Linked DNA regions of Homo sapiens: region 1 is linked to region 2. Evidence: read pairs that join two places in POLR2A ChIA-PET (ENCODE). Cell type or tissue: GM12878. All regions are shown on one strand. Each heading gives the region's core, and the rest is flanking DNA. Links, peaks and the distances in the headings are about the cores only.

Evidence for each region. Peaks named below come from ENCODE experiments on the same cell type or tissue, not always from the same donor. Only the 100,000 strongest peaks of a DNase experiment are listed, where the experiment ranks them.
Region 1: POLR2A ChIA-PET joins it to region 2 with 10 read pairs; 18 of 35 experiments call an interaction of 5 or more read pairs at or near these places.

The regions. Positions count from the first base shown.
Region 1 is chr1:43,564,121-43,573,117 of GRCh38, forward strand. It overlaps PTPRF (protein tyrosine phosphatase receptor type F), which reads left to right. Exons shown (of 34, transcript NM_002840.5): 6 at 5,470-5,658. Among named protein-coding and RNA genes, the nearest start is that of PTPRF, 38 kb to the left of the region's middle. RefSeq lists enhancers at 979-1,774, 8,692-8,997 and a silencer at 1,619-1,768. In GM12878, for the core only: no CTCF peak of the experiment used is centred there; DNase peaks (open chromatin) are centred at 1,692 and 5,247; H3K27me3 peaks cover 223 bases.
Region 2 is chr1:43,655,451-43,664,447 of GRCh38, forward strand. It overlaps KDM4A (lysine demethylase 4A), which reads left to right. Exons shown (of 22, transcript NM_014663.3): 3 at 141-316; 4 at 4,848-4,962; 5 at 7,444-7,637. LOC124904165 (a long non-coding RNA gene) reads right to left here. Exons shown (of 3, transcript XR_007066050.1): 3 at 8,180-8,997. Among named protein-coding and RNA genes, the nearest start is that of KDM4A, 9.8 kb to the left of the region's middle. RefSeq lists enhancers at 4,332-5,008, 5,009-5,684, 8,791-8,870 and a silencer at 5,008-5,302. In GM12878, for the core only: no CTCF peak of the experiment used is centred there; a DNase peak (open chromatin) is centred at 718; H3K27ac peaks cover 199 bases.

The sequences.
Region 1 (8,997 bases), core at 273-8,272, 91 kb before region 2:
ACAGCTGAAAATCGAGACTCAAAGCTGCGAAGGGAGATGGGCCCAAGGCTCCCCAGGCCCCCCTTACTGCCTGGAAGCCTGGGGGTGGGGCTGGGCTCTCTGGGAGAGTGTGGGAGCGTGCAGATCTGGCAGCCTTCGACTTTTGGAAGGCGTCTGGCTCTGGCCCTGCTGAGGATGGAGCTGCTGGAGGTGGCCTTGGCTTCTGTGGAGCGGCTGAAGGGCAGGGGGAGCCAGCAGCCCTGCCACCTACGAGGTTCCTTCATGTGTCTCGTCCCTGCATGTGTCTCCAGGCGCACGTGTTTTGGCATAGGTGTGTCTGGCTGTGCATGTCTCCACATGTGTGTTTGCGTGTCTCTGTGTGCACCGCCTCTGGATCTGCTTGCATGCGCCTGTTTCCACAGGTGCTAGTCACTGCAGGTGCCCCTCCACATGCACATGTAGGTTTCTATTTTTACACCTGTCTGTTTCTCCATGTATATTTCTGTGGGTTCCTGGCTGTGCATGTTTCTATGGTGTCTGTGTGTTGAGAGGCAGGGTGAGGCCAGGCCCAACACTCAAGCTTAGGGGAGGCGGTCAGGCTCACAGACGGTGCCACCCCAGGGGGCCTGTGTCTGTGTGTGCGGGTGCGTGCCTGCGTTTGCACGGAGACGCCACGAAGCTGGGTAAACATGGGTGAAAAGGTCATACTGACAGACGGTGCTGCCTGCCCCAGGACCCTGCAAGGCGTCTCCATCTGTCAGCTTCCCTGGTGCAGCCCCCTCCCTCTGGCCCAGAGACTCACCCTCAGGCGTCCAAGGCTGAGCTGGACAAAGAGACCTGTGTGTACTTTGTAGGGGGCCTCAGCAGCCTCCACCCCCATCTTAGGCTCCTCTGTCAGGACCCCAACACATGCCCCAGCTCCCACCAGACTCGCCTTGGTACTGTCATCCCACCACCTTCCCCCACAACAGCCTTTACAAAGGCAGTTTTCCCCTCCTCCCTGGAAAGCTTTCTGCCTCCCATGCTCATGTGTTTCCTGTTCTTGAATCTCCCTCCTCCAGGAAGCCACCAAGATAGCAAGTGAGCTGTGGAGTCAAACCGATCAGCTCCAACACTGCTGTGGGAGGTTAGCCAAGCGCTCATCCACTTCTGAACCTTGGATTCCCACCATCGACCCCCGACCCTCCCCTCGCTAGGGCTTGTCATCGTCTTCTGCCCATGGGGCAACCAAACCTCTCCACGGAAGGGGACAGGTCTCCTTGCTGCAGTGGGTAAAGGCCAGCGCAGTTAGGTGCAGGAGGCATTCACACACACGTGCACACTCCCCACCTTGCACACATATCTGCGTGAGCCGGGGAGACCCTAGGGAATGTGTGTGCATGTTGTCTATGCATGCGGGTAGAATCCGCAAACGGTGTGGAGACTCGGGCTCTTGGGTACCTCTGAAGGCCCCTGAAGTCCCCATGGGCTTCTCCTTCCGTCCAGGGCACCCTCTTATCAGGCCATGGCCCTGAGACGCGTAGTGCAGACGCCCCCGGCGCTGAGGCTGAGGAGGCAGATGGCCCCTCCCCGCACTGTGCAGGGCACCCGGTTGGGGGTGGAGGGGAGGGCCGCGTCGGTGAAGCGGGAAAGCCTAGTGGGAGGATTCCCTGGAGCTGAGGAGCCGGGGCCTGGGAAGGGGCGCAGAGGCTCCACCCAGGCGGGGGCGGGAAGGGCGGTGCCAGGGCGGACAGCGGACGCGCGCGCCTGCACGGACTCGGGCACACGCAGCCCTTCCGCGGCAGCGCCCGCCGCTCCACCGTCGCCATGGCTACCGGCTGGCCTGGAGCGGGGAGGGGCCCTTCCTCCCCTTCGGCGCCAACAGGAGGCGATTTGAGGGGACTCAGCGTGACTGGTGCATCCCGGGGTTGGAAAATGGGTGGGTGCTTGCGACTGTCCACGTGTGGGGGACCCTGGGGTTCGCTTTGCGGTAGATGCAAACGCCGCGGCGCGTGTGCGGGGCTCTGCAGTGGAGCCTGAGCCGTGCCGGCCGAGGCGTGGTGTGGGGGAGGCTGCCGGCCCTCTCGCGCGCGGGGTGTTCACGCCTAGAGCGCTGGGGCTGGGGGCCTACCACCCGGTCTCCTCCCAGCCCCACCTCCGATTTAGCTGTGTGACCTTGGGCAGGTGTCCAGATGTCTAGATCTCTCTCAGCCCCTGGTTGCCCATGTACCTCATAAGGGTTTGGTAAAGATTTAAGTCATTTTGTAAAGCATTTTAACATAGTACCTGGAACCTAGTAAATGCTTCATAAATCTTACTGTCCCTCATACCTGGGTCTCAGTTTTCCCAGTTGTTGATGGGTTTGGAGTGATCATGTGACATCATCTGAGGAGTTGCCCAGGTCCTCAGCCTGAGTGTTGAGGCTGCGGTAGACCCAGCTTCCGCGGGTGCCCGTGGGGGAAGGTGGTAAGTGTGCCAGTCTGGCTGATAGATCAGTTTACACCAGGATGCCCAGTGCTCAGCCAGGCCAGGCGCATGGTGGGCGTCAGGAAAGGGCTGCTGTACTTGGCTGAGTTGAATGTTCAGAGGCGCCTGGATGGGAGAGAAGGAAGAGGCAGCAGCAAGTCGCTCCTGAGGGGCTGGAGCCCTCCTGTAAGACCCACTTCCCTTCCCGGGTGGCAGAGTGGCAGACTTCCGAGTGCTGCCTAGAAGCCTAGTTGGCACAGGGGACTGGCTTTTGGGTCCCGCTGTTTTATGGACAGCTCTCCACACATTCTGGTTTTAGGCTCTGGCGGCAGTGCCTGAGGGATGATCTGAGCCAAGGACAGAGCCACTGAGGGCGTGATAATTGAGGGAGGAAAATTAATTGTCCTTAATTTGGCGTAAATCCCAAAGACCTTCCTCGTGTAAGGAATTCAGAGTAGATTCCGAGACACAGGGCTGCACACATTTGTACTTCCCTTCCCTTCCCTATCTGCGGGTGGAGATGAAGGCCACTTGACTCCTGGGCCCTGACTCTGGCAGGCCATGGCCACGTCTTCCCCATGAGCTGGGCAGGTAGGAATGAGGTCTTGAAAGAGTTAGACTGGTGCTCTGGAGGGCACCCAGGATGGCCCTAGCAGCCCCGAGTGTCCCCAGGTGTTGGGGAGGTGAGCCCTGCACCTCTGGTCCCCCTCAGGCCTTCCTATGGAAGCAAGCAGCAGCTGGGCCAAAGGAGGCTGATCCCCTGCCTGGTGCATCTCAGTCCTCTTCATTTCCGTCCTCCTTCCCTTCTCTTGCCACTGTTGAACATTTTACTTTTAAAAATCTGAAAGGGCACTGTGGGATCATATTTACAGCCAAGGAGACACTGGGTTTATATCCAGAACTTCTAGGGCTGCAGGTGGGGAAACGTACAGCCAGGTCCCAGGAAAGGCTGGGGCGGCAAGGCCGTGCTGGGAATCCTATTGCTCTCTAGCCTGAGACCTCTGCTCCTCATGGGCCACAGTCCCTTTGGGATGTCCCTGGCAGCTAGAGCCTTGGGGAGCATCCCCTGGGACTGGCAGCAGATAGATAGGTATCTTGCTCCTGCCTGTTGGGGCTCGTCCAACTCCCTCTTCTACCCGCCCCCCAGTCGCTCTCCCTGGGTCTCCAAGAGGCTCCAGGGAGGGCTAGTTTCTGCCAGCCTTTACCTTCTTCATGTCTGAGGATGCCATGTGCCTTTACTCTGGCATAGAAGCCTGACTTCCCTTGGCACATGTTCCCATACACCCATCTTGTGCTGGGCTTGTGGAAAGGAGGTAGAGTGGTGCTGGTCTCCCCCACCATGAGCCCAGCTCCCCGCCTTCCCCAGGAGACAGACAAAGAACACACATTCCCCTTGCCCCACATTGGGTGTGTCTGGCATCCACACTGGGAGAGACACTCTGCTGAGGCCTTGAAAATTGGTGGTTTGGGATGGGGCCTGGTGGCTCACAGCTGTAATCCCAGCACTTTGGGAGGCCGAGGCGGGTAGATCACCAGAGGTCAGAAGTTCGAGCCCAGCCTGGCCAACATGGTGAAACCCCGTCTCTACTAAAAATACAAAATTTGCCGGGCGTGGTGGTGGGCGCTTGTAATCCCAGCTACTCGGGAGGCTGAGACAGGAGAATTGCTTGAACCCAGGAGGCGGAGGTTGCGGTGAGCTGAGATCGCACCACTGCACTCCAGCCTGGGCAGCAGAGTGAGACTCCATCTCAAAAAAAAAAAAAAAGAAAAAGAAAATTGGTGGTTTGGTCCTAGTGGGAAGGGCCTCTCACCAGCCTAGAGTGGAAAAGGGAGTTCCCGACTCTAGTCTCAATACCTGTCTGCCCCAGTGGCTCAGCCCTTACTAGTTACACCAGCTAATATTCACTGGGAGTGAATTCCGCATCAGATGCTCCGCAACACCTTGCATGCATGATCAGATACAGACCTCACAGTAGCCTTACCATCAAGGTGGGCACTTGAACCCTGTGTACAGATAAAGGAGACAAAGAATGAGTAACATGCCAGGCCCTAAAGCTAGTTCGTGGTGAACGTGGGAGTCCCATTTGATCTATACTAGTCCTGAGCCTGTCCTGGACTTGTGCTTCCAAGGGGTGGAGAGTAGATAGCCTTGCCCTGCAGCCCCTCGGGGCTGATATGGGAGCCCATGTACAGTGGGAGTGGGTTTGCTGCTGACATCTGTTCCTCTTACTCTATGCTAGTGACTCCTCTGTGTGCCGCCAACCCCTAGCAAGCTGGGAGAAGGCAGCCAGGAGGGAGTTTTTTCTCCCCCTACCAACTTTTTGTGTCTTTAGAGCTTTTTTATCTCCTTTGCCTCCACACACTCAGGCATGGTCTGCAGCCCTGACCGTGACTCCCAGGGTCAGGACTAAGTGAGGGAGAAAGCTCAAGGTCAAGGCTGCAGTAACGAATAGGTCAAGGTCAGGATCGGAGTTAGAAGGGGATCATTGGTAGGGCTGGGGGTGCCCCGGGTCAGGGCTAGAGACCAGGCGGTGACCTGGGGCTCTGCCATGTGATAGAGCTGAAGGCTGGATGAAGGGAACACTGTGTGTGCGGACAGGGGAGAGGGGGCTGGACAGCACAGAGGCCTTCAGGCTGAGCTGTGGCTGTTGGATGCTGCGCGAGCTCCCTGCTAGCCCCCCCCCCCACCCCCTGCAGCCCCAGCATTCATGCAGTGCTTTCTGCTGTGACCAGCAGAGCATTGATTCTCGTTCTTCTCAGGGCCTGGAGAGATAAGTGCTGACGCCTTCAGTCTGAGGCGTTGCCTCTCAGACCTGGAAACTCCCTGACAGGGCAGGGGTGGGCCCCACTGCAGCCTCTGCCCTGCCAAAGAGACTTAGGACCCTGGTTCCTCAAATCGGGGTATGCTTCATGCTTAGAAGTCAAGGAAAGGGGAGGGGAGTCTTGAGGGCCCTGGCCAACCTGCAGTTGGGGAGGTTACCCCCAGAGGGGTCATAGGGGGCAGGCAGAGCCAGCCCTAATACACACATTGCTGTTTGTCTGCAGAGGAACAGCTGCCCCCTGGGTTCCCTTCCATCGACATGGGGCCTCAGCTGAAGGTGGTGGAGAAGGCACGCACAGCCACCATGCTATGTGCCGCAGGCGGAAATCCAGACCCTGAGATTTCTTGGTTCAAGGACTTCCTTCCTGTAGACCCTGCCACGAGCAACGGCCGCATCAAGCAGCTGCGTTCAGGTGAGCAGAGGGCAGGGGTCAAGGGGCCATGCAGACCTCAGAACAAGCGTCTTGTCAGATCCCAGCACAGCCTACTCCCTTGGGCCTGGGCACCTCCAGGGCTGAGCGGAGGGTACCTGGTGGGGTGGGCTGGGTCTTACTGCAGGTGTGCCTGGCTCAGGGAAGAGAGCTCGTGGTTGGCTGTGCCGTTACCTTCTTCGGATTGTCAGACTCCAGACTTTGGGCCAGTTCTGCCCCTCCCAGCACATGTGATGTGCCAGTGTGGTGGACTCTTCAAGGGTGCTCTATGGATGTTCACCCTCCTCCTTCCCTGTAGCCTGGCCTGAGACAGGGCCTGGATGATGCTTCTCTTTGCTTCCTCAGATGGCAGGGCTTAGCTGGGAAAAGAGGCTAAAGGTGCCTGATTCATCAGGCTTCAAAAGGCTGGATCTCAGGGGCCTGGAACTAAGGGGACTTGCTGTTGTCCCTCGACCACCAGAGCCACCTGTCTCCTCTGGATGTCTCCGTCGAGCCAGCTCGGAGCCCTGGGAGCAAGGATGCCATCGTGCAGGAGGGAGGTGTCACCCCATTGATCGATCTGCCTGTGAGGCTCCTGCCAGGATAATTGATTCAGTTTTTGTGGGAACAGAGCAGGCGGGAAAAGAGGCTCAGAATCAGCTTGGCTGCATTCTGCATCTGCTGCCAGCACGGCCTGGACCAATAGTCTTTGCTTCAGAAGCCCTCCTGCTAGCTATGGGATGGTTGGCCTCGGGCAGGATGGCCAGTGCCGGCCAGAGCCCCTTCTGCCTGTCAGTTGTGATGTCAATGATGAAAAGGAGGACATGACTCTTGCCCCTTTCAGGGGCCTGCAGGCTTCAGAGGTGCCCTCCCACTCCCTGGGATGCCAGCCCCTCCCCATCAATTCCCACCAGCCTCACAGCCCCTTGGTGCCCAGCAGGAGGAGGGAGAGACAAGCTGCCCAGCAGGGCAAGATTCTGGCCCCAGCCACGGCCGCCTGAGACAGCCCACGAAGTGTTAGCTCATTTAATTTAATTAAAACTCAACAAGATGGAGGCAGCTGTAGCGCAGTTAATTAAAACAGCCATAATCAAGGCAGCAAACGGCCGGCAGTGTTTGTGGCCGCTGCCCAGCGCAGCACAGCGGCCAGCACGGTTCGGCTCCTCTGCATTTTCTCATAGTTCCTCCAGGCAGGCTCCCCAAGCAGCCAGACGCTCCTCCCTGCTGGCCTGGGCCCCTCCACAGAACCACATGGACTTGTCTGGCAGCAGCTCTGGGAAGGCTCGCTCACACATTGGTTCATCTAGTATTTATATAGTGCTTGGGGTGCCCGGCCCTGGGCCACCCCTTCCTTGCCTATCACTCCACTGGATGCCACTCAGGCCCCATCCTCCTTGTCCTCTCGGCAGCAGCTAACATTCCTCCCTCCTTCCCAACCACACTCCCATTTTTCCCTAGCCTTTCAGGGCTCTGTCTCTTGCGACTTCCCTCTTCCTAGTGCCCCTTCCCTGCAGCAGCATCTTCCCTTCCACCAAGCCCTGCCTTTGCCCTATGGACACAGCCTTGCCCTGGACGAGCTCACCCCCTCCTAAAGCTCCAACTGCCATCTCCTCACCTGCAACTCTAGCTTTAGTCTTTCCAGCCCAAACCTCTTACCTGAGCTCTAGATCCAAAATTCGACCTGCCTTCTGGTCACCCTGACCAGTGGTGATCAGTGATGAGTGATGACCTTCTTTTCAGACAGCTGTACCCTCTTTCCATAAGTGGCACCCTCCAACCTGGAACATGGGTCTCAAGTTGGTTTGAGAGCTCTCAAATGTACCACCCTCGTGGCTCTCAAATTGGCCCCCTTCTCCCCTCCTGCTGCGTCAGTCCTATCCCAGGCACCAGACACTGCTTTCCCTGCCTCCGGGCCCTCCCGAGAATCCATCATCCTGTAGGTCAGGTTTGCTGCTCATACCTTCCTGTGCCTCAGTGGTGTCTCCTTGCCTACCTGGTCAAGTGACGCTCCCAAGCAAGGCTTAGAGGGCCCTTCTTGGTCTTCCCCTGCCCGTGTCTCATCGGGTCCTGGCTACACCACTTACCAGCTCTCTGGCATTGGTTAACTTTTTCGTGTGTCAGTTTTCTCATGTTTGAAAAGGAGTTACAGTAAGCAGTGAGTGAGTCAATGGCAGTCAAACCTTGAGTTGATGGCCTGGCCTCTGGTAAGGGCTTCATGGAGCTCTTTCTACTTTCTGTGCCCTTGACCCTCCTAACACTGAGCTGTGCTGACCCGTCCTTGGTCCTTGCCCACCTCCGGCCCTCTGCTCACCTTCCGGCTGCTCCACTTGAAAACCTCCACCCTGCTCAGCCTCTGGCTGCTGCCTCAGGCCTCACCTTGCTTTACATTGTCACCATCTGGCTCCAGTTCTGCTCAGCTAGGCCTTGCAGGGAGGGCCTGGGTCTGATCACACTTGGTGAGGTCAGCTGTAGGACAGGTCTTCTCTGAGCCCTTGTCAAGTGAATGATTTCATGAACTTGACCTTTGGCACTTGTCCCTGTAGGCTAATATCTGCTCTAATGTTCACTCCTCCTTCTGCTTTCCAGGTCCAAGGAAGACTTCCTTATTTGTCTTCCTGCCACCTGGAAGTTGTGACCTCAGGGTCGTGGGCCCAGGGTCCAGCTCCTGGGATGGAGCCAGATGGCACCTAAGGGGCCTCAACCATCCCACCTCTGCAGTAATAACTGGGCTCTCTCCCCTCCCTGCCTGACCTGGCCTGGGACCGTTGGCCTCAGTTGTTGCTGGCCTTATCCCATTACCATTTAGAAGGGTGCTAAGGCTATTCCGTGCACATTTTTCAGGGACAGCCCTTCATGGAGTGGACTCAGGCCCCTGAGCACTCAGCTGTTTACCGGGACCTTTACGGTTTACGCATCACCGACAGTTTACAACAGAGCTTTCCCCGCTTTTGTTGCAGCTGATTCTCTTGCAGCCCTGTGAAGTAGGACAGGCTGTGATTACCATGCCCCCTTCACAGCTGAGTTAAGGGAGTCACTTGGGGTCACACATCGAGACTCGGCCTAGGAGCTCCCCTGTGAGATCACCTCAGGACCTAGTATCACAATAGCAAACCTGGGGACCTGAGGAGCAGCTGGACCCTTCTGGGGCTTCAGAGCTGCACATTCCCAGCTTCTCCAGACCCCAGGCCCCCACTGACCAGTACCCAGAAGTCCTCCACCATCTGCAACCTGAGCCACAGCACATCTAACCAGGGCATGACCCCCCAAGTAGGAGCTGGACAGGAGGTAGCTGACGGCATGCGCTGCCCAGATGTGAGCTCTGCTCAGCAGGCCTTTTCTTCT
Region 2 (8,997 bases), core at 266-8,265:
TGTTTTGGTGAATGTGGGTAAATCAAAGTAACTGTCTAGTAAAATTGACTGTTAGGTTGGCTGGTAACTACATGCTTCCTGGACTCTGACTGGCTTGCCAGGTTTCTCATCTGTCTTTTTGTTTCTTGTGTTCCCTTCAGGTTGTTCCTCCAAAAGAGTGGAAGCCACGAGCATCCTATGATGACATTGATGATTTGGTCATTCCTGCCCCCATTCAACAGCTGGTGACGGGGCAGTCTGGCCTCTTTACTCAGTACAACATACAGAAGAAAGCCATGACTGTTCGAGAGTTCCGCAAGATAGCCAATAGCGATAAGTGAGTGGAAACCCTTTCTTACCTGACATAGCACCTAGGACCCTGGTGTCTCATCCTCCTAGCATCTCCAGGACTGCTGCTGTCCTGATGAACAGTGTCTTCAGCAGGATGGCTCTGTTCTAGCTGTCTCCCTTTCTGCTTTTTTTATGGAAGCATTCCCTCCTCTCAGGACTGTGTCCCAGTCTAAACCTGTTCCTGTTCTTATAACAACAAATCCCATTGTTTTTCCATCAGAAGTAGAATCATTTTCTGACTCTAAAGTTGCAAGGAGAAAGTTGGATGTGGTGCACAAGGAGCTTTTGCTGGGTATTATCAACCACCTGCTCATCAAAAGTGCTTTAGTTCCACTTCCTCTCTCTCGGGATGCTCTGTGTTTAATTGTGCTGGAATTTCTCACTGCCCATCCAGCCTGCTAGCTCATTTCTGTTTTGACATTAACAGTGTGAGTAAACCACCAAGCTGGTTGCTATTTTCTGTCACTCCTTCTTTCTCTGTACATTCCTGTCTCTTTTAGAGATATCTTTCTTTGTGTAGGCCTGTTTTCAGTTCTTCTCTGCTGTTGGTTTTTTTTTTTTTTTTTTTTTTTTTTGAGATGGTGTCTCACTTTATTGCCCAGGCTGGAGTGCAGTGGAGTGATCTTGGCTCACTGCAACCTCTGTCTCCCAGGTTCACGTGATTCTCCTGCCTCAGCCTCCCAAGTAGCTGGGACTACAGGCACGCGCCACCATGCTTGGCTATTTTTTGTATTTTCAGTAGAGACAGGGTTTCGCCACATTGGCCAGGCTGGTCTTGAACTCCTGACCTCAAGTGATCCTCCTGCCTTGGCCTCCCAAAGTGCTGGGATTACAGGCAAGAGCCACCACTCCTGGCCCTTCTCCGCTGTTTTTAATGTTTAGTTCTCATTTTTCCTGAGATTCACAGAGAATAAATTTTGTGTTTCCTTGTTCAGCTCTGACTACTCCATCTTTTTTTTTTTTTGAGGTGGAGTCTCGCTCGTTCCCCAGGCTGGAGTGCAATGGTGCAGTCTCGGCTCACTGCAACCTCCACCTCCCGGGTTCAAGCAATTCTCCTGTCTCAGCCTCCCGAGTAGCTGGGATTACATACAGGCGCCTGCCACCACGCCTGGCTAATTTTTGTATTTTTAGTAGAGACGGGGTTTCACCGTCTCTACTGTCACCCAAGTTGGAGTGTAGTGGTGCAATCATGGCTTACTGCAGCCTCGACTGCCCAGGCTCAAAATGATCCTCCTTGCTCAGCCTCCCAAGTAACTGGAGGTATAGATAGGCATGTGCTACCGCGCTCAGCTAATATTTTTTATTATTTGCTGCCCAGTTTGGTCTTGAACTCCTGGGCTCAAGCGATCCTCCTGCCTCAGCCTCCCAAAGTGCTGGGATTATAGGCATGAGCCACTGCATCCGGCTGACACCTTAACTCCTTTTATTTATTTTTTTTTTTGAGACAGAATCTCGCTCTGTCGCCAGGCTAGAGTGCAGTGGCGTGATCTCGGCTCACTGCAGCCTCCGCCTCCTGGGTTCAAGCAATTCTCCTGCCTCAGTCTCCTGAGCAGCTGGGATTACAGGCGCCCACCACCACACCTAGCTAATTTTTGTATTTTTAGCAGAGGCAGGGTTTCACCATGTTGGCCAGGATGGTCTCGATCTCTTGACCTCGTGATCCACCCGCCTTGGCCTCCCAAAGGGCTGGGATTACAGGTGTGAGCCACCGTGCCCGGCCAACCTTAACTCTTAAAACATCTACCTTGCTGGCCAACCTGCTGACCGATGAGAGAATTTACATAAAGGCATGTTGAAGAAATGTGGGGCTCTGCAGGTGAAAGGCTGTATCCTTCCTGCCATCCTTATTGTCTGATTTTTGCTACACATGAGGAGCAAACTCACCTGCCTTCTGTTTCTCACATGGAATTCAGCCAGGGGCTTCAGTCTCCTCAGCCTTTTTTCCCTTTTTGTTAAGGCTTTTTCTTTTCTTTTTTTTTTTTTTTTTTGAGATGGAGTGTCGCTCTGTCACCCAGGCTGGAGTGCAGTGGCACAATCTTGGCTCATTGCAGCCTCCGCCTCCCAGGTTCAAGTGATTTTCCTTCCTCGGCCTCCCGAGTAGCTGGGAGCCCGCCACCACGCCCGGCCAATTTTTTTGTATTTTTAGTAGAGATGGGGTTTCACCATATTGGCCAGGCTGGTCTCGCTTTTTCTTCTTTTAGCACACTTGTTTTCCTTTTAAATTAACCAGCCCTATGTCTATTCCTTTCGTCCTAATACATAGCAGATTACCTTTAAAGTAAAAACATAACTTTTTTTTTTTTTTTTTGAGACAGAGTCTCGCTGTGTTGCCCAGGCTGGAGTGCAGTGGCACAATCTCACTCACTGCAATCTCTGCCTCCCAGGTTTAAGCGATTCTCCTACCTCAGCCTCCCATGTAGCTGGGATTACAGGTGCCCACCACCACGCCTGGCTAATTTTTTTGTATTTTTAGTAGAGACGGGGTTTCACCATGTTGGTCAGGCTGGTCTCGAACTGTTGGCCTCAAGTGATCAGCCTGCCTTGGCCTCCCAAATGCTGGGATTACAGGCATGAGCCACCGTGCCCAACCTAAAAACCTAAATTCATGAAACAGATTAGTTGACAATAGGGGAGTTAATTGTATTTCAGAGAGAATGTTAGGTCTCTAAAATTTATTATTCCCTAGGTTGACATTAAAGTGTAAGGCAGTTACTTAGTCAGATTTTTTTTTTTTTTTTTTTGAGATGGAGTCTTACTCTGTGGCGCGGGCTAGAGTGCAGTGGTGCTATTTAGGCTCACTGCAATCTCCGCCTCCTGGGTTCAAGCAATTCTCCTGCCTCAGCTTCCCAAGTAGCTGGGACTATAGGCGCCCGCCACACCACCCGGCTAATTTTTTGTATTTGTTGTAGATACAGGGTTTCACCATGTTAGACAGGATGGTCTTGATCTCCTGACCTTGTGATCCGCCTGCCTGGGCCTCCCAAGTGCTGGGATTACAGGCGTGAGCCATTGCTGCTGGCCAGCTCTGCTAATTTTTAAAGTTTTTGTAGAAATAGGATTTTGCCATGTTGCTGGTCTCAAACTCTTGGGCTCAAGTGATCCTCCTGCCTCAGCCTCCCAAAGTGTTGGGATTACAGGCATGAGCCACTGTACTTGGCTAGTTTGAATCTAAAAGAAGTTTTTTTTTTTTTAATTAAATTTTCAGTATTAAGCTAAAGAGTATAGATATTTTTAGACTGGGTGCATTGGCTAACTTCTATAATCCCATCACTTTGGGAGGCCGAGGTTGGAGGATCACTGGAGGCCAGGAATTTGAGACCAACCTGGGCAACATTGCAGGACTTCATTTCTACAAAAAATAAAAACACCAGATGTGGTGGTGTACACTTGCAGTCCTGGCTACTCGGGAGGTTAGGGCAGGAGGATTGCTTGAGCCCAGGAGTTCGAGGCTACAGTAAGCTATGATCACACCACTGTGCTCCAGGCTGGGCAGCAGAGCAAGGATCTTGTATAGTTTTTTTTAAGGTATAGTTTTCTTTTCTTTTTTTGAGACAGAGTTTTACTCTATGGCCGAGGCTGGAGTGCAGTGGCGTTAGTTAGCTCAGCTCACTGCAGACTCCTCCTCCTGGGTTTAAGTAATTCTCCTGCCTCAGCCCCCACCCTAAATAGCTGGGATTACAGGCGTGTGCCACCACGCCCCTCTAATTTTTGTATTTTTAGTAGAGACCAGGTTTCACCATGTTGGCCAGGCTGGTCTTGAACTCCTGACCTCAGGTGATCCGCCCCCGCCAGGCCTCCCAAAGTGCTGGGATAACAGGTGTGAGCCACACCCCTGGCCAAAGTGTAGATATTTTTATGGCTTTATGTAGATAGGTAGATATAAATATGCGTATATGTGAGTACGTATTTTCCTAATTGGAATATTGGATGTGCAAAAATCTATATTTTTAGAGCTATTTTATATTTTTACTAAAATATTTGTTGTTTTTAGGAGTGATTACTTGGTGAGTGTCAGCCACTGCGTAGGGCGCTTGGGCATATAGCAGGGGTACTTACAAATGAGCCCTCTTGGAGCAGCTTCCTTTTGGCTGGTTCAGGGAGGTGAATGCTGTTGGAAAGCCTTAGCTCTTCACATGCTGCTGGGTTTTGGTTGTCTGTGGATATGTAGGGACCTTGGGTCTTGGTCTGTAAGCCCATTTTCTCCCTGGGTGGCCACCTGAATCTAGCAAGGTGTAGTTTAAGTAGAGTCTCTTCAGAGAGTTGAGGATGTTGTGCTTGTTAAGGAAGACCGGTTTACATCTGTGTGTACATTACCTTCCTCAGGCTTCCTCAGGCCCAGTGCTCATGGAAGGGACGTTGAGGGACTGACTACGTATTAGAGCCTTGAAGGCCAAGATTATGCCTTGTTCATTTGAAATTCTTGCTGTCACTGGAATAGGGGATTATGTCTTGTAATGTTCATAATGCCTAATAAACCCCTGTAAGTGGTTTACATGTTTCTTTTTACTTTCAAAAAGGTACTGTACCCCACGCTATAGTGAGTTTGAAGAGCTCGAGCGGAAATACTGGAAAAATCTTACATTCAATCCTCCAATCTATGGTGCAGATGTGAATGGTACCCTCTATGAAAAGGTGAGGCTCACTGGAAACCCTCTGTGCAGTGTTTTTGTAATTTTGTAATACCTTTTTTTCGGCCCGGCACGTAGTAGGCACCTAAAAGCTGTTTGGTGAATGGGTGGATGAACAGATGATCTACCCCCAGCTGATGTTGCTGTGCTGGCCTAATTGTGGGCCATTTTGCATGTGACTGAATTTTATTTCTCCTGCTTTACATGTGAATTGGATGATGTGGTGTTCTTTTCAAGGGTTGTTAGCATAGTCGGTGGGTGGTAGCTGATGAGTTCTTGAAAGGGTGGGTTGGCTCTCAGATAATGAAATGAGGCAGTGTGGTTTCTGCAGAAAAAAGATGACTGACTAATCTAATGAAAGGGGTATACATTTAAGAAGAGAAATACATTTAGATTTTTCAGAACCCTCAAACAAGATTCTGTGGCAAAAGCTATTTTAACCACTTTTATTGGCTTGAAATCCTGCCTTAAATATGGTGAAAGGGGAGAATATTTGGGAATATCTTCAGATGACTGAAAAACAGTAGGGCATTCAGGGATTATCACTCATAATTGTTTTCATATTTTAATTTTTTTTTTTTTTGAGACGGAGTTTCGCTTTTGTTGCCCGGGCTGGAGTGCAATGGCGCGATCTCAGCTTACCGCAACCTCCGCCTCCCGGGTTCAAGTGATTCTCCTGCCTCAGCCACCTGAGTAGCTGGGATTATAGGCATGCGCCACCATGCCCGGCTAATTTTGTATTTTTTAGTAGAGACGGGGTTTCTCCATGTTGCTCAGGCTGGTTTTAAACTCCCGACCTCAGGTGATCCACCTGCCTCAGCCTCCCAAAGTGCTAGAATTACAGGTGTGAGCCACTGCGCTTGGCCCATATTTTAATGTTTTTATCAATTATTGGAAGAGTTAAAAAAATGAATTCCAGGCCGGGTGTGGTGGCTCACATCTGTAATCCCAGCACTTTGGGAGGCTGAGGTGGATGGATCAGGAGGTCAGGAGATTGAGACCACTCTGGCTGACATGGTGAAACCCCGTCTCTACTAAAAATAAAAAAAAAGTAGCCTGCAGTAGCGGGCGCCTGTAGTCCCAGCTACTCTGGAGGCTGAGGCAGGAGAATGGTGTGAACCCGGCGGGAGGCAGAGCTTGCAGTGAGCCGAGATTGCACCACTGCACTCCAGCCTGGGTGACAGAGCAAGACTCTGTCTCAAAAAAAAAAAAAAAAAAAAAAAAAAAAAAAAGAATTCCAGTTTTGTTGATAGCAGTTTTTGGGGGTCAGGGAAAGTCAGTCTTGTAGGGATGAATGGCAGGAAGATGCTGTAAGGATCTGGGATGGAGAGCTACAAAAGTCAGGCATAATAATAATACAGGACCTAGTTATGGGAGATGGGCTCCCAGCTGGCCATTACAACTCGGGAAAAGGATATTCCACATTTTTTATGAAGACACTGCCTGGTGGAAATCAGGGCTAAAAAGCCACAACATTGCCATAGTTTTTTGTTCTTTTGTTTTTGAGACAGAGTCTCGCCCTGCCACCCAGGCTAGAGGTTAGTGGTATGATCATAGATTACTGTAACCTCAAACACCGGGGTCAAGGGATCCTCCTGCTTCACCCTCCCAAGTAGCTGAGACTGCAGGCACATGCCACTTCACCTGGCTACTTTTTTTAATTTGTAATTTTTTTGTAGAGACTGGGCCTTGCTTTGTTGCCCAGGATGGTCTTGAACTCCTGGGCTCAAGCAATCCTGCCTTGGCCTCCCAAAGTGTTGAGATTACAGGCGTGAGCCACCACACCTGGCCCACTGTCATAGTTCCCATGTTTTGCGATTTTTTTTTTTGTGGTCATAGAGTTTTTTTTCTATTTTGACCTAAATTTCTTTAGCATCAGTTCAAACTTTTCCTCTTGGGGTTTCAAACAGGTGACTCTTGGTCGGGCGCGGTGGCTCAGGCCTGTAATCCCAGCACTTTGGGAGGCCAAGGCGGGTGGATCACAAGGTCAGGAGTTGAAGACCAGCCTGGCCAAGATGGTGAAACCCCGGCTCTACTAAAAATAGAAAAATTAGTTGGGCATGGTGGTGGGTGCCTGTAATCCCAGGTGCGCGGGAGGCTGAAGCAGGGAATTGCTTGAGCCCGGGAGGCGGAGGTTGCAGTGAGCCAAGATCATGCCACTGCACTCCAGCCTGAGCAACAGAGCGAGACTCCGTCTCAAAAACAAACGAAAAAACAAACAGGTGACTGTCATCTCTTTATTCATCTTTCCTACACTAGTATTCACAAAGTAATATTTGCCCTTTGAAGGTAAATGGTGTCAGTTCCAGTGGTAGCCGTGAAAGTCAATGAGGAATGCTATGGTCTTCACGTCCATAGTGTTTTGACATTATTCCCAATGTTTGTCAGAGATGACAGCTTACTTGTGACCTACTCTGATTTGTAGGTTCAGAGCCTCGGTTTCTATGCAAATGTAACTTGCCCTGGACTGTCATTGCCTTTGCAGCATGTTGATGAGTGGAATATTGGCCGGCTGAGAACAATCCTGGACTTGGTGGAAAAGGAGAGTGGGATCACCATTGAGGGTGTGAACACCCCATACCTGTACTTTGGCATGTGGAAGACATCCTTTGCTTGGCACACTGAAGACATGGACCTCTACAGCATCAACTACCTGCACTTTGGAGAACCAAAGTCCTGGTACAGTCTGCCTGCAGTCGGCACCGGGCTTCTATGCTAGAGCACGGGCTCATGTTCATTGTGCGTGGGAAGCACCTCAGGATTGTGTTAAAGGGCAGACCCTGGTTCAGGCTTGGGGTGACATTCCATGTTTTAAACACACTTTCAAGTGCTAAGATGCTTGCTGTTGGAGCTCTGGTGCTCGGACCACCTTTTGAGTAGGGAGGCTTTAGAGAGCAGGGTGCTGGCAGTTACCCAAAGACACGGGGGCTCTTCCAGGCTATCCCACTGCTTTCTAATTTTTTTTCTGAACAGGCCTGAGGCATTTCTTAGCAGCAGACTTCCAAGACTAGAGTCACTCTCTCAGATGACAGAAAGCTTTCTTTTCGTCATGGAAAAAATACTAATACTTGGGGAGCAGCAGTGTGTGCTTAACACATAAGGGATTGCGAGGCTATTCAGCATGCTTCCTGTTCTCCAGAGTGTTATTCTTGTTGGTGAGACAAACATTGGTTCTCTCTCCTCTCTCTGTGCTGACCCATCTTTGAGTCTCAGCATTTTTTTTTTTCTATTTTGAGACAGGGTCTCACTCTGTCACCCAGGCTGGAGTGCAGTGGCACCATTATGGCTCACTGCAGCCTTGACCTCCTGGGCTCAAGTGATCCTTCTACTTCAGCCTCCCAGGTAGCTGGGTTTACAGGCGTGCACCACTATGCCCAGCTAATTTTTTTCCTTCTTTTTTTTTAGGGTAGAGATGGGGTCTCACTATGTTGCACAGGCTGGTCTCAAACTCCTGGGCTCAAGCAGTCCTCCTACTTCAGCCTTGCAAAGTGCTAGGATTACAGGCATGAGCCACTGTACCCGGCCCATCTCAGCATTTTAGTGAAGGTGCTGCAGATAACAGCAGTGAATAAGATGGATGAGATACCTACCCTCACACAGATAGGAGACTGGTCAGGAGGTAGAAAGTGTGAGAGAATGCTCATACGGTGTGGGGACAGCTCTGAAGGGGAAGAAGTGGGTGCTAAGGTCCACATAAGAAGGATAGATGGGATTAAAGAAGGCTTCTTTCAAAGAGGTGACAAGTGAGACCTAAAACATGAGAAGGACATAACCGGGTGGAGTGGTGGTGGGCTTAGCAGCTGGGAGATTGAGGGAAGTGTATCCAGGCAGTTGGAACCACAGACGCAGAGCTCCTGGATTAAGACAGCACATGAGGGCCAGGCGTGGTGGCTCACACCTGTAATCCCAGCACTTTGGGAAGCCGAGGTGGGTGGATCACCTGAAGTCAGGAGTTGGAGACCAGCCTGGCCAACATGGTGAAACCCGTCTCTACTAAAAACACAAAATTAGCCAGGCGTGGTGTGTTTAGGGAGCTAGG